2 separate regions of the Homo sapiens genome follow, and region 1 is linked to region 2. A link is a contact called in ENCODE Hi-C or POLR2A ChIA-PET data. All regions are on one chromosome and are shown on one strand. The core of a region is the stretch at or near the end of the contact, and the rest is flanking DNA. Distances in the headings are between cores, read along the strand shown.

Region 1 (7,121 bases), core at 2,160-4,659, 54 kb before region 2:
TGAGCCAAGACTGCACCACTGACTCCAGCTTGAGTGAGAGAGTGAGAACCTGTCTCAAACATAAATAAATAAATAAATAAATAAAAATAAAGTTTTAAGGTAAGATTAAAAAAAGAAAGAGTCCAAATTCTATAACTTATTCTTTTGGCAGAGTATTCTTTGTACTTTAAATTTATTCACAATGCTGGGCGCGGTGGCTCACACTTGCAATCCCAGCACTTTGTGAGACCGATGCAGGTGGATCACCTGAGGTCAGGAGTTCGAGACCAGCCTGGCCAACATGTTGAAACCCCATCTCCACTAAAAATACAAAAATCAGCCGAATGTGGTGGCACATGCCTGTAGTCTCAGCTACTCGGGAGGCTGAGGCAGGAGAATCGCTTGAACCTGGGCGGCAGAGGTTACAGTGAGCGGAGATCGTGCCACTGCACTCCAGCCCGGGTGACAGAGCAGGACTCCATCTCGGAAAAAAAAAAATTATTCACATTTTCTTTTTTTCTGTGAGACAGAGACTCGCTTTGTCGCCCAGGCTGGAGTACAGTGGCACAGTCTTGGCTCACTGCAACCTCCACCTCCCTGTTAAAGCGATTCTCCTGCCTCAGCCTCCCGAGTAGCTGGGATTACAGGTATGTGCCACCACGCCTGGCCAATTTTTGTTATTTTCATCGAGACAGGGTTTTACTGTATTGGCCAGGCTGGTCTTGAACTCCTGACCTCAGGTGATCGGTCCATTTGCCTCAGCTTCCCAAAGTGCTGGGCTTACAGGTGTGGGCCACTAGGCCCGGCCCACATTTTCTTTTTATAAGTAATTTTTTCCAAGCAGGGCTATCTAGAGTAAAGGAGAAATAAGAGGCAAGCTTTAAAGGCACTTACACTTTTAGCATTTCAATAGTGATGGGAAGAGACCTGGTCCGACCCAGCGTACTGCTGTCCTCAGAAAAGCTGTCACTGTTTTCAAAAAGCAACGAATGAGCTCTGTGAGAACCCTCCAGAATAGGAGTCATGGGAAGTGGGCTGGTGAGGGCCTGCTGGATTCGAATATGCAGTGGGAGTGGAGGCAGCCTAGAGGGTATATGGGGCTCCCCAAAGTTCTGGTCCAGTATCCTCTTGGGGACTTCCTTTTTCTGATCTTCCTGCTGGGGAATCTCCTGGTGTAGATCTAAGGATGGTGGAAACTCAATTTCTGGCACAACTTGAAAAGTCTTAGCAGGGAATGGAGGGGTGCGTGGAGGCTCTGGAGGTATATGAGTAGGCAGTGGGGGGGACGGAGAGCGAGGTGAGATCATTGGTAGTAGTTCCGAGCCCATAGAACACGTGCTCTTCTCTCTTTCATCACTTGGTGTTTTTGTGGTGATGGCAGCAGCAGACTCCAAGGTGGGTACTGAGGTTGATGGAATGCCTCTCTTAGGTGGTAAGGGTGGGGACGGTTTTGATAACAATGTACCACTGTTTATTGCTTGGGACAGTTCAGCTGGAAAAGAGAGAGCAACACATCAATTTCACGACTTTCCAATGCTTTGAAGGGCCGGCCCAGGGCCTAGAATTAAAGTTGAGTTCAGTTTTAATCTTTTAAGCAAGTTAAATAATTTCATAGTTTTGCCATTCCCTATATATTTTATCCTGAAATGAAGTTTATATTTATTCAAATAGAAGGCTTAATAAATGTACAGAGGTGTAGGAAGACTGATGAGTAGCTTACTTCATTGCTATGGCAACAGATATGACAATTTTTTTTTTTTTTTTTTTTTTGAGACAGGGTCTCACTCTCTCGCCCAGACTGGAGTGCAGTGGCGCGATCTTGGCTTACCGCAACCTCTGCCTCCCGGGCTCAAGCGATACTCCTGCCTCAGTCTACCAAGTAGCTGAGATTACAGGCGCACGCCACTACGGCCCGGCTAATTTTTGTATTTTTAGTAGAGGCGGGCTTTCACCATGTTGGCCAGGCTGGTCTCGAACTCCTGACCTCAAATGATCCACCTGCCTTGGCCTCTCAAAGTGTTGGGATTACAGGCGTGAGCCATGGCACCCGGCTGACAACTTTTTGTAACTTGATCTTGGTGTAGTTAATATGAATAGAGACAAAAAAAATCTGATAAAAAGTTATCTTGTGGCTGGCACGGTGGCTCACACCTGTAATCCCAATACTTTGGGAGGCCGAGGTGGGCAGATTACTTAGGTCAGGAGTTCGAGACCAGCCTGGCCAACATGGTGAAACCCCGTCTCTACTAAAAAAAAAAAAAAAAAATTACAAAAATTAGCTAGGTGTGGTGGTGGGCACCTATAATCCCAGCTACTCAGGAGAGGCTGAGGCACGAGAATCTCTTGAACCTGGGAGGCGGAGGCTGCAGTGAGTCAAGGTCATGCCACTGCACTCCAGGCTGGACAGCACAAGACTCTGACTCAAAAAAAAAAAAGTTATTTTGTATAACAGTACTCCATTAAAAAATTTAAACATTCAGATAGCATAAAATAAGTATTAGTGGGTATTGTTACCATATCCTGATAATGGTATCTAGATATCTTAGCTCTGTGTTATAAAACTGTCAATACTGACATCTTGAATTTTTATAGCAATTGCAAAGTCCTTTGAAGAAATCAAAGTGTTTTTTGTCCTTGAAGTCATATTCTCCTTATACCACCTGAGGTGACAGGGGAAAAAATATAGCATCTTTACCATTTTTCAGAAGGAAAAGGCAAGGCCACAGAAGCTAGGTGACTTTGCCCAAGATCATACTACAAACTGGCATGGACTCAGCTGGTATCCAAGTCTCTGACTATTTGACTGCATCCTACTGTCTCTAATTTTTTTTTTTTTTTGAGACGGAGTCTTGTCGCCCAGGCTGGAGTGCAGTGGTGCCATCTCGGCTCACTGCAAGCTCTGCCTCCCGGGTTCACACCATTCGCCTGCCTCAGCCTCCCAAGTAGCTGGGACTACAGGCGCCCACCACCACTCCCGGCTAATTTTTTGTGTATTTTTAGTAAAGACGGGGTTTCATCATGTTAGCCAGGATGGTCTCAATCTCCTGACCTCGTGATCCGCCCGCCTCGGCCTCCCAAAGTGCTGGGATTACAGTCGTGAGCCACCGCGCCCGGCCTACTGTCTCTAATTTTTATTGGTATGCACACCTCTTATGTTCCCTTTGCACCTCAGCTTCCCATGTTCACTCTCCACTATATCATGGGCTCCTTGATGGCAGGGCAACCTTGTCTCCATCAACATATCATCCACAGGGCTGTGCACAGTACCTGGCATCTAGTGGACCCTCAATATATGTTTATTAGATGAGAAGCCTTCACCCTGTATCATGACAGTATATATTCCTATAGTTTCACCAAAGCCCACAATGACTCAGCAAAGGTGTTGGTGTTGTTTCAGCAAAGTCCCTTTGGAGGGCTCCAGATGACCTGTAAGAAGTGGATCATCAGATCACACAGGAGTAAAACTGGTAAAGTAATTAAAGGGTAGTTATTTTTTCCCTGCTGACAGGAAAAAAAAAAAAAAAGTAGTTCTTTTGATCACCAACCTCTAACCTTCTACTCAAACCCTTTAGTTTCATCCCACTCAGTATTCTCAAACACTCTCAAAAACTTCCCTTAAATAAAACTGTATTTGTCCTAAATCTCCAAAATTGGAGATGTTCAAAGTAAAAGGCTAGCTAATTATTTTTTTCTTTTTTGAGATGGAGTTTCACTCGTTGCCCAGGCTGGAGTGCAATGGCGCCATCTCGGCTAACTGCAACCTCCACCTCCTGGGTTCAAGTGATTCTCCTACCTCAGCCTCCTGAGTAGCTGGGATTACAGGCATGTGCCACCACGCCCGGCTAATTTTTTGTATTTTTAGTAGAGATGGGGTTTCTCCATGTTGGTCAGGCTGGTCTTGAACTCCCGACCTCAGGTGATCCACCCGCCTCGGCCTCCCAAAGTGCTGGGATTACAGGCATGTCCGCTTTGCCCGGCCAAGGCTAGCTAATTTTATAATTCTTTTTTTTTTTTTCTTTTGAGACAAGGTCTCCCTCTGTTGCCCAGACTGGAGTGCAGTGGCATGAACAATAGCTCACTGCAGCCTCGATCTCCTGGGTTCAAGTGATCCTCTTGCTACAGCCTCCCAAGTAGCTAGGACTACAGGCCCATGCCCCCATGCCTGACTAATTTTTTTAATTTTTAGTAGAGACAAGGTCTCACTATGCTGCCCAGGCTGGTCTTGAGGTCCTGGGCTCCAGTGATACACCTATCTCAGCCTCCCAAAGTGCTGGGATTATGGATGTGAGCCACCACACCCAGCCTCTTTTCTTTTTAAATTTATTTTTATTTTTAAATTAAATTAATTTATTTTAGACAGGGTCTCACACTGTGTCACTGGAGTGCAGTGGCGCAGTCACGGCTCACTGCAATTTTGACCTCCCTGGGCTCAGGTGATCCTCCCACCTCAGCCTCCCAAGTAGCTGGGACCATAGGCATGTGCCACCATGCCCGGCTAATTTTTGGGGGGGGTATTTTTTGTAGAGATGGGTTTCTCCATGTTGCCTAGGCTGGTCTCAAACTCCTGGGCTCAGGTAATCTACCTGCCTCAGCCTCCCAAAGTGTTGGTACTACAGGTGTGAGCCACTGTACCTAGCCTTTTCTTTTTTTTTAGAGACAGGATGTTGCTCTGTTACCCAGGCTAGAGTGCAGTGGTGCAATCATAACTCACTGCAGCCTTGAACTCCTGTGCTTACCCAATCCTCTTACCTCAATCTCCCAAGTAGCTAGAATTACAGGCACATGTCACCATGCCCAGCTAATTTTTAAATATTTTATAGAGATGGGGTCTTGCTACGTTGCTCAGGCTGGTCTTGAACTCCTGGCCTCAAGTGATCTTCCCACCTCGGCCTCCCCAAATGCTGGGATTATAGGCATTGAGCCACTGTGCCTGGCCTAATTTTGTAATGTTTTAATGTCTCTCATCATAAATAATTTTTTTTTTTTTGAGACAGAGTCTCGCTCTGTTGCCTAGGTTGGAGTACAGTGGTGCAATTTTGGCTCACTGCAACCGCCACTTCCCGGGTTCAAGTGATTCTCTCCTGCCTCAGCCTCCTGAGTAGCTGGGATTATAGGCATGCACCATCATACCCAGATCATTTTTTGTATTTTTAGTAGAGATGGGGTTTCACCATGTTGCCCAGGCTGGTCTCAAACTCTGGGCCTCAAGCGATCTGCCCACCTCGGCCTCCCGAAGTGCTGGGATTACAGGCATGAGCCACCATGCCTGGCCCCATAAATAAATTTTAAAAAAGGCTTTCTAGAAAAACACTGCATACACACACAAAAAGATTCTAAAAATGTGAATTTTAGGAGCAGTGAAAGAGATATTTTTGGAAAGATTGGATTTTTGCTGATTCTCTAAAAATAGCTGTTAGCTATTCCATCTACAACAAAACTCATTCCTGATGAGACCATAAATGAATATTTTTACTTTTGAATTAATAAAATAAATTCTATTTGGTAATTTGAGGAAGGCATATATGTTAAGGAAGTAAATTCTGGTATATATACCCTGACAACAGCATCTGGCTGTAGTTCTGTGGAAAAATTTCAGAGTGTTTCTGGGATGGGTAATAATTCCCTTTCACCCGTTCAGCTATTGCTGGTGGTTTTTCCTTAGTCGTAATACTCCATGTTATATGGATGAGAAGACAGTAGTACTTCTGAAGCAATGATTTCCAAACTTTTGGATTTCAGTGACCAAAACAATAACAAAAATCTTGATCAACCTCAGATTGTTGGTTTTTTTTCTAGTGTTTTTTTGAGGTTGTCATTTTCTAAGATTTCCAAATAAGGCTTGATATTAAGTAAACCATTTATGATCATAATCCTTTTGTGAAAGAAATGGCATTTTAACACCAAAGGATTAGGAAGGTTGTAATTTTAGAATAAAAGAGAGTCCTTTAAATTAAATCTATTTAGCTCTAAGAAATGCTCTGTGAACTGTTCTATTTTTCTTCTTTTGTTGAGGACCCCTCATGGACTAATACTGATTCCTCAGTTACAAGGTCTATTGTTTTGGGCTATTTACCTCAAGCTAAGAATGAGCTCTGCAGTTTAGTCCAGGGTATCATACACAAATTATCATTTTATATGTTGCCTTAACTTGAAAAGGGTGGTATGCCACTGGTGTAGAGCAGAGGCTCTTAATGTGTGCTCCCTGGAGAGCAGCATCAGTGTCATCTGGGAACCTATTAGAAAGGCAAATTCTCAAGCCCATCCCAGGCTTACTAAAATCAGAAACTCTACGGGTAGTGTCCAGCAGTCTGTTATCATAAGCTTTCTAGGTGATCCTGAGGAGAACACCAGTTTGCAAACACTACTGTAAGGAACAGAGGTCTGGACCTGAGAGTTGAAAAGCCTATGTTCAGTTTCTATCTTTCACTAACTACAACCTTCTTCTTTTTTTTTGAGATGGAGTTTTGCTCTTGTTGCTCAGGCTGCAATGCAGTGGCACAATCTCAGCTCACTGCAACGTCTGCTTCCCACGTGCAAGCAATTCTCCTGCTTCAGCCTCCCGAGTAGCTGGGATTACAGGTGCCTACCACCATGCCCGGCTAATTTTTTGTATTTTTAGTAGAGATGGCGTTTCACCATGTTGGCCAGGCTGGTCTTGAACTCCTGACCTCAGGTGATCCACCCGCCTCTGCCTCCCAAAGTGCTGGGATTACAGGCATGAGCCACTGCGCCTGGCCTACAACCTTGAATGAGTCACAATGTCTTCATGTTCTAATTGCCCTACCTATGGAAAAGATAAAATTGGTTTCCTGCAGCACAAGGTAGTTTTGAAAATAAGTATGTGAAAGCTCCCCAAGTTCCTCACAGATAAGTCAACATGACACTATCCATCCAAAGTGGTGGTAATAACAACTTCATCCTGTTTTCATCAAGCTACTCCAAACTGTCATACTCATAAAATATTCTAAGCCTGTTTTTCAAGGTTTGAATCACTCCACCCAACATGGTGATATTAAATATTTAATGAGTATAGTTTTTATTCATTCGTTCAATCGTGAACAAGAACTTTAAGCAATACTAAGCCTAGTATCATTTTTCCTGAAAAAACTATATTTTTATTAGCTTTGAAGCACTCATTAGCT
Region 2 (7,804 bases), core at 2,108-4,607:
ACTATTAATGTTGTATTAAACATATATAATAAATTTAGGAATAAATGACACCAATAACTTTTCCAGTTTTTCCCATTACTTGACATAATGGATCTATTTATTTATCTACAGCACACTTCTAGTTTTATCATATGGGCTATGTTGCTGAGATCACTCCTAGGTATTTTATAATTTGGGTTGTTATTGTAAATAACTCCTTTAGATTTTCTATAGATAACAATCCTCTTTTATTTTGAGACAGGGTCTCATCCTGTCACCCAGGCTGGAGTGCAGTGGCACAATCATGGCTTGTATTAGTTTGTTCTCACACTGCTATAAGGAAGTGCCCAAGACTGGGTAGTTTATAAAGGAAAGGGGTTTAATTGACTCACAGTTCAGCATGGCTGGGGAGGCCTCAGGAAACTTACCATAATGGTGGGAGGTGAAGGAGAAGCAAGGTGTCTTCTTTACAAGGTGGCAGGAAGGAGAAGGGCTGAGTGAAGGGGGAAGAGCGCCTTATAAAACCATCAGATCTTGTGAGAACTCAGTATCATGAGAACAGCATGGGGTAAACTGCCCCCATAATTCAATTACCTCCACCTGGTCTCTACCTTGACACGTGGGGATGATAGGCATTATGGGGTTTACAATTCATGATGAGATTTGGGTGGGAAGACAAAGCCTACCCATATCAATGGCTCACTGCAGCCTCAATCTCCCAGGCACAAGTGATTCTCCCAGCCTCCTGAGTGGCTGGGACCACAGTACTGCGAGACCACTCACAGTTCATTTTTGTATTTTTTGTAGAGATGGGGTCTCACAATGTTGCTCAGGCTGCGCTCAGACGATTTGCCTGCCTCAGCCTCCCAAAGCACTGGGATTACAGGTGTGAGCCACTGCATCTGGCCTAGAGAACTGGTCTTGATCCTATCAAAGTATGTAAGCAATGTTGTAACAGAAAAAAATGAACTAGAAGGATATACACAACATTCGTGGTATGTATGGGTTGTCACTAGACAAAGGTGGTCAAAGGAGACTTTATCTAACAAGTTTTACTTTATAAAATGTGTCTTAATGTTATCAATTTTTAAATCAATTTGGTAGAAATGCAGATGTTGATATTATTTAAGTATTTAAGAATAAAAATACATTATCCTATTCCTAGGGTAACTAAAGCTTTTAACTAGAAGAGTTGAATTTTCCCATCTACAAAGATAAGCAAGCATATCATTTTCGTTCTAGTTTTTGACCTATCAAGGTAATAATTTGTAACTATTTATAGATTAGCCAGGCATGGTGGCTGCTCACCTATAGTCCCAGCTACTCGGCAGGCTGAGGCAGGAGAATCGCTTGAACCCAGGAGGCAGAGGTAGACTTCATCTCAAAAAAAGTGTGTGTGTGTATATATACACACACACATACATGTATCACTTTATATATGTTTTTTACACTATATACACATATATATTTACACTTTATATGTGTGTGTGTATATATATGTGTAAAGTGATAATATATCTACATAATCCTTAGATATTGCAATAAATCCTCTTGGGTCATATTCTTTCAATATATTTATAGATTTGACATATCAAATGGGGACAAAAACAGGCCAGCCACGGTCGCTCACGCCTGTAATCCTGGCACTCTGGGAGGCCGAGGCGGGTGGATTACTTAATTTCAGGAGTTCGAGACCAGCCTGGCCGACATGGTGAAACCCTGTCTCTACTAAAAATACAAAAAAATTAGCTGGGCATGGGGGCGGGCACCAAACAAGCAGAAAACAGCTAGCTATAAATTGGCATGTTAAAAAATGTAACTACTGTACATAGAAAACTTCCCTAGAAAAAAATCATAAAAGTAGATATATCAAAATGTTATTAGTAATTACCAATGGATAGAAAGGTCAAATGATTTAAATTTTTCTCCTTTTTTTATTTTTTGAGATGGAGTCTCTCTCTGTCACCCAGGCTGGTGTGCAGTGGCACAATCTCAGCTTATTGCAACCTCTGCCTCCAGGGTTCAAGCAATTCTCCTGTCTCAGCCTCCCAAGTAGCTGGGACTACAGGCGCACACCATCATGCCCGGCTAAATTTTGTATTTTTAGTAGAGACAGGTTTCCACCATATTAGCCAGGCTGGTCTCGAACTCCTGACCTCAGGTGATCCACTGCCTCAGCCTCCCAAAGTCCTGAGATTACAGGTGTGAGCCATTGCACCTGGCCTTAAAATTTTCTCCTTTATGCCATATTTTCTCATTTTTCTCAAAGAAATATATATTGTTTTTGTAATAAGAAAAAATAATGATTTGTTGGATTTAATCTACATGTAATTTATATAGACTTTCTACAGCTGTATTAAGTGGAATAGAACAAATGTATTTGTTTGTTTGTTTTGTTTTGTTTTTTGTTTTTGAGATGGAGTCTTGCTCTGTCACCCAGTCCAGAGTGCAGTGGCGCAATCTTGAGTCACTGCAACCTCTGCCTCCCAGGTTTAGATGTTTCTCCTGCCTCAGCCTCCCAAGTAGCTGGGGTTACAGTTGCCTGCCACCACGCCCAGCTATTATTATTATTATTTTTTTTTTTTGTATTTTTAGTAGAGTCAGGCTTTCGCCATGTTGGGCAGTGTGGTCTCAAACTCCTGACCTCATGTGATCTGCCTGCCTTGGCTTCCCAATGTGCTGGGATAGGCATGAGCCACCACACCCAGCCGGACAAATGTATTTTTCTACTATCTTTGTCAGCATTTATTTATTTAGAGATAGGGCTGTGCTCTGTCCTCCAGGCTGGAGTGCAGTGGCACAATCTCATTTCACTGCAGCCTTGACCTCCTGGACTCAAGCAATCCTCCCACCTGAGCCTCCCAAATAGCTGGGACTATAGATGTGTGCCACCATACCTGGCTAACTTTTTAAAAGATTCTTGTGTCTTTTTTTTTTTTTTTTTTGTAGGGTCTCCCAATGTTGCCTAGGCTGTTCTTGAACTCCTGGGCTCAAGCAATCCTCCCGTATGGGCCTCCCAAAGGACTGAGATTAGAGGCATGAGCCACTATGCCCAGACTGTCAGCTTTTAGTTATCAAGATTTTGCCAACTTTATAAAATAAACAGGTATACTTTCTTTTTCTCTGCTATACTGATTGATATAGCATTATAGAGCTGTCCCCTCTTATCTGTGGTTTCACTTTCTGCAGTTTCAGTTACTTGTGGTTGACTGCAGTCCAAAGATATAATATGGAAAATTTCTAGAAATAAATAACTTGTAAGTTTTAAATCATGTGCCACTCTGAGTATCATGATGAAATCTCATGCCATCCTGCTCTGTCCTGCCCAGGGGTGAATCATCCATCACCTTGTCCAGCATATCCACACCGTATGTGTTCACTGCCTGTTAATCACTTAGCAGCCATCTCAGTTGCCATATCAACTGTGGCGGTATTGCAGTGCTTGTGTTCAAGTAATCTTTGTTTTACTTATTTGTTCTATTTTATTATTAGTTATTGTTATTAAATTCTTACTGTGCCTAATTTATAATCCAAACTTTATCACAGGTACATATGTATGTATGTATATACAGGAAAAAAACAGTACATATTGGGGTTCAGTATTATCCATGATTTCAGGGATCCACTGGCATTCTTGGTCTTGGTATATCCCCCATAAATAAGGAGGGACTACTGCAATCATCTGCTTCATCAACATGAATTAAATTGTCCACAAAACCCCTGGCCTAATCACATTTTAACACTAGTCTACATAGGATTTTTATTTCTTGAGTTCCTTTGGCAAATTATATTTTCCTAGAAAATTACCCATTTCAGGGGGAAGGAAGGGGGGAACAGCAAAAAAAAGAAAAAAAAAAGCAAGAAAGAAAATTACCAGTTTCATCAGGAATTCAACAGGGTGTCAAGGTAATTCAGTGGACAAAGGAGAATATTTCCAACTTTGTACCATATCTAAAAATTAACTCAAAAAGAATCAACAACTTAAAATAAAACCTAATCTTTGGTTAAGCAAAGATTTCTTCAAGAAAACACAAAAATTATGAACTATAAAAGAGAAAATGGATTAAATTGGATTGCATTACTTTAAAAGCCTCTGAAAGCAAATAGACAAGCCACAGGCTGGAAGAAAACATTTGTATGACATATATCATCGTCTGTCCAGGGTGCATGACACATTGATAAGGGCTCAGTTTGCAGCAATAAATTCAGATGGAAACCAGTCCATGCATTTAGTCAACCTATCCCACTTGCTATGATTTTCTAGGAGTAAGACGTAGTCAGAAGTGATAAAAAGTGGTGAGAGGACACAGGCAATAGTCCAGAATGTCAGCATTACTGCCTTTCCAGGCTTCTACTACTACTACTACAGCTCATCTTTTTCTACTGACAGAAAAAATAATTACATAATATCTGTTATTCAGGTTCACAGAATTTGGTGCCTGTGTACTCTGTTTTCCTTAAGATTGGTAATTCTATCTTATGCAGAAAAATTAAAACCACTGGAAGAAACACATACAGATATGTATTGTGTGTTTACTACTGGGCAGTGGGTAGGATGTAACAGTAAAAACATGTTGACCTTTATACCCCTTCAGGAAATAAGATGACAGAGGATATTTAATATATATTTATAATAATGCTATATTAAATTTCTCATCAAGACCACTAGGAGAAAAAATGGAACTAGCATCAATTTTGGCATCATGTAATACTGGAGGAATTTAACTCCTACACCCTGAGGACCTCAAAACTAATTAAGCTTGTATTTTGTCTTTCATTCTTAAAGAGGAGGGAGGGAAGGACTATGTTACTGGCATATTTTGAGCTTCAAGTGATAACAACATAACATCAAAAATGTTTTCCCATGAACTTTGAAGTGCATTATGTCTTGAGTTTGGCTCCTTGGCAAATGTTCTTAAACAGCTAGAAAAAAACTCCTTTATAGCATCATCATAATAATTCATAAATTCAGATACAGAATAAGAAAAAAATAATTGACTTTGTTTAGGAAATAATAAATTCTATTTGCTACCTTAACAAACTACTTCTCCTATTTCCTATATGATACAAATTCTAATCAAAAGGAGGTATTATCTTATAAATTTGTTTCCAGAATGCCATGCATATGAATAAAGCCTTTGCAACTAGCTTTAAATTCAGAATGCAAACTGATAATCTACATCTCATTAAACAATCACCAAACACACCCAAAAAAGTATTTTCAACAAGTCATGTTCATATTTATACAAGAGAGGGTATATAGAAACTTAATGAAGTATTCAGATGATTTAAAACATTTTGGGAAGGCAATTAGTATGCAGATCCTCCTCCACCTCAAAAATCTTTAGAAGGAAGTCACAACTCAGTACTTTTAAATAAGTGATATGCTAGGGTTTCAGTCCCTTTTGTTCTGGTATGCTCTTGGGAGAATGACTGTTAACTCCATAAGCAGTTGAAAAGGGAGGAAGAAAGCAGAAGCACGAATTAGCTATTTTTGAAAGTAGTGGGGTGTGGAGCATCATGGTAGCACAAATTCTATGCACATCCTCTCTGGATCCTTCCTTCACTCAGCACTTATGTACAGTGTAGCCATGAATTTTTTTCTTTCTTTTCTCTCTCTTTTTTTTTTTTTTGAGACAGAGTCTCGCTCTGTTGCCCAGGCTGGCGTGGAGTGGCGTGATCTTGGCTCACTGCAACCTCCGCCTCCCGGGTTCAAGCAATTCTCCTGCCTCAGCCTCCCAAGTAGCTGGGACTACAGTAGCACGCCATCATGCCTGGGTAATTTTTTGTATTTTAGTAGAGGCGGGGTTTCACCTTGTTGCCCAGGCTGGTCTCGAATTCCTGAGCTCAGGCAAACCGTCCACCTCGGCCTCCCAAAGTGCTAGGATTACGGGGGTGAGCCACCGCGCCCAGCCTAATTTTTTCTTTTAACTGGTAGTATACACCAGTATAGGTTAACAAGTAATACATTCATTGTATTTTATCCAGGTCTCTGAAATGAGATGAAAGGGAGGTGACCTAAAATCAGGAGAAGCAAGGTAAAAGCTGTTTGATTCCTCTATCACTTTCCCTACTCCATGATCTTCAATGTCTGTCCTACACTAACTCTGGCGGAATTTTGGAATCTGTTTTCCAAGAAAGTGTAAAGCAAATGGTCTCTGGAAAGGGGTCGCAAAAGGCAACTGATGGTAGGGATATGGTACAAAAAATGGAAGGGGTTGGGTGCAATGGCTCATGCCTGTAATCTCAACTTTTGGGGAGGCCGAGGTGGGAGAATCACTTGAGCCCAGGAGTTCAAGACCAGCCTGGGCAACATAGGGAGACTGCATCTTTACAAAAAGTAAAAAAATTAGTCAGGCATGGTGGTATGTGCCTATAGTCCCAGCTACTTGGGAGGCAGAGGTGGGAGAATTGTTTGAGCTCAGGAGGTCGAGGCTGCGGTGCTTTTTTTTTTTTTTTTTTTTTTGAGACAGAGGAAGACTGACCCCAAAAAATAAAAATAAAAAAATAAAATGAAAAAGAAAATAAGGCCAGCTGCAGAGGCTCATGCCTGTAATCTCAGCACTTTGGTAGGCCGAGGCAGGCGGATCACCTGAGGTCAGGAGTTCGAGACCAGCCTAGCCAACATGGTGAAACCCTAAAACTACAAAAATTAGCCAGGCAGTGATGGGTGCTTGTAATCCCAGTTACTCGGGAGGCTGAGGCCAGGAGAATCATTTGAACCCAGGAGGCAGAGGTTGCAGTAAGCTGAGATGGCGCCACTGCACTCTAGCCTGGGTGACAGAGCAAGACTCCATCTCAAAAGATAAAAATAAAGTAAAATAAAATACAAATACAAGTAAAATTAAAAATGGAAGAGAATTAAGTGAAAATATGCATAATTAATGCTGAATGCAGCAGTCTCTTCAGTCAGTTTTCTTCACCCCTTACCATCCAAACACAGTGGGAAGACTGTGCCCCTTAGACCCTGATACTGATATGAGAATGTTCATCAACAATAAGGCCAAGAAGCTCACCCAAAGGCAACCTGCCTATACATTTAAAGCTTCTAACTGGCTATTTAGTCCCTCACTTTTAACCATCAGCAGACAGTTAATTATTACTAGACATCAGAGAAAAACTCTAACATAAAAGAAACCAAATCAATATTTAAAAACAATGTTAGGAAAAAAAGAGACTATGCAGGGCAAGGAAAATCTGTTGAAAGAATGAAAGGATAGTATAAAAAGAAACATGCAGAGACTTCAAAAAGACCTCCTGGAGATTAAACTCTAATAGTAGAAAAGAAAAATTTAATAAAAGTAGAAGATAAAGTTGAATAAATCTTGCAGGAAACATATCTAAAGGAAAAAGAAATGAATTAGATAATTATTCCAGGAGGTTCAACATCAAAAAGCTACTGGCAACCAAGACAGAGGAAGACATGAGGGTTTAGGAAACAAAGGAGCTAACACAGGAAAGAAGCAAAGCTGTCAGGAAAATGGAGACTGGATAACCCAGGATGACAGTTGCGTACCACCTCTACAGACTGCAAGGCCACCTGTACACAGACTGGAGCAATGTGACTCAAGAGATATATTGAAAGCTGTCATCACCAATATCTCTGCTGCTATTTATCCTTTTTAAAGCTAAGAACACAGTACCCAGGTGAGCCTGGCCCTCAGCCTGTCTTGACTAAATGCTTATGGATTTCTTCTTTGAACATACTTGATTGCCTAATGAGTTCCAGACTCATTTCGCTCCACAAAAGTTTCTTTAACCCAGCGGTCCCCAACCTTTTTGGCACCAGGGACCAGGTTCATGGAAGACAATTTTTCTACAGACG

What was found. A loop is a pair of places that touch in the nucleus more often than their neighbours do. ChIA-PET counts read pairs that join two places held with the same protein, here RNA polymerase II (POLR2A). Pooled maps may share reads with other maps.
Region 1: a map of endometrial microvascular endothelial cells shows a loop between it and region 2 (5-fold over the local background). The contact joins two enhancer-like sites. A Hi-C loop is called at or near these places in 42 of 168 maps with a recorded cell type or tissue (GM12878, IMR-90, K562 and 22 more), 4 of 37 single-sample maps with no recorded cell type and 27 of 50 pooled maps. POLR2A ChIA-PET finds 5 or more read pairs at or near these places in 10 of 52 experiments (AG04449, CD4-positive, alpha-beta T cell, CD8-positive, alpha-beta memory T cell and 7 more).

Annotation. Positions count from the first base shown.
Region 1 is chr1:28,467,904-28,475,024 of GRCh38, reverse strand. It overlaps PHACTR4 (phosphatase and actin regulator 4), which reads right to left. Exons shown (of 14, transcript NM_001048183.3): 7 at 874-1,471. Among named protein-coding and RNA genes, the nearest start is that of SNHG3, 34 kb to the left of the region's middle. Within about 2 kb of position 3,409, at least 2 of the 41 ENCODE cell types and tissues checked have a DNase peak (open chromatin) inside an H3K27ac peak, as active enhancers do; they include PC-9, where a contact is called at or near this core.
Region 2 is chr1:28,413,069-28,420,872 of GRCh38, reverse strand. The region is part of intron 2 of PHACTR4 (phosphatase and actin regulator 4); the gene reads right to left. Among named protein-coding and RNA genes, the nearest start is that of PHACTR4, 47 kb to the right of the region's middle. RefSeq lists a silencer at 3,361-3,420. Within about 2 kb of position 3,357, at least 4 of the 41 ENCODE cell types and tissues checked have a DNase peak (open chromatin) inside an H3K27ac peak, as active enhancers do; they include PC-9, where a contact is called at or near this core.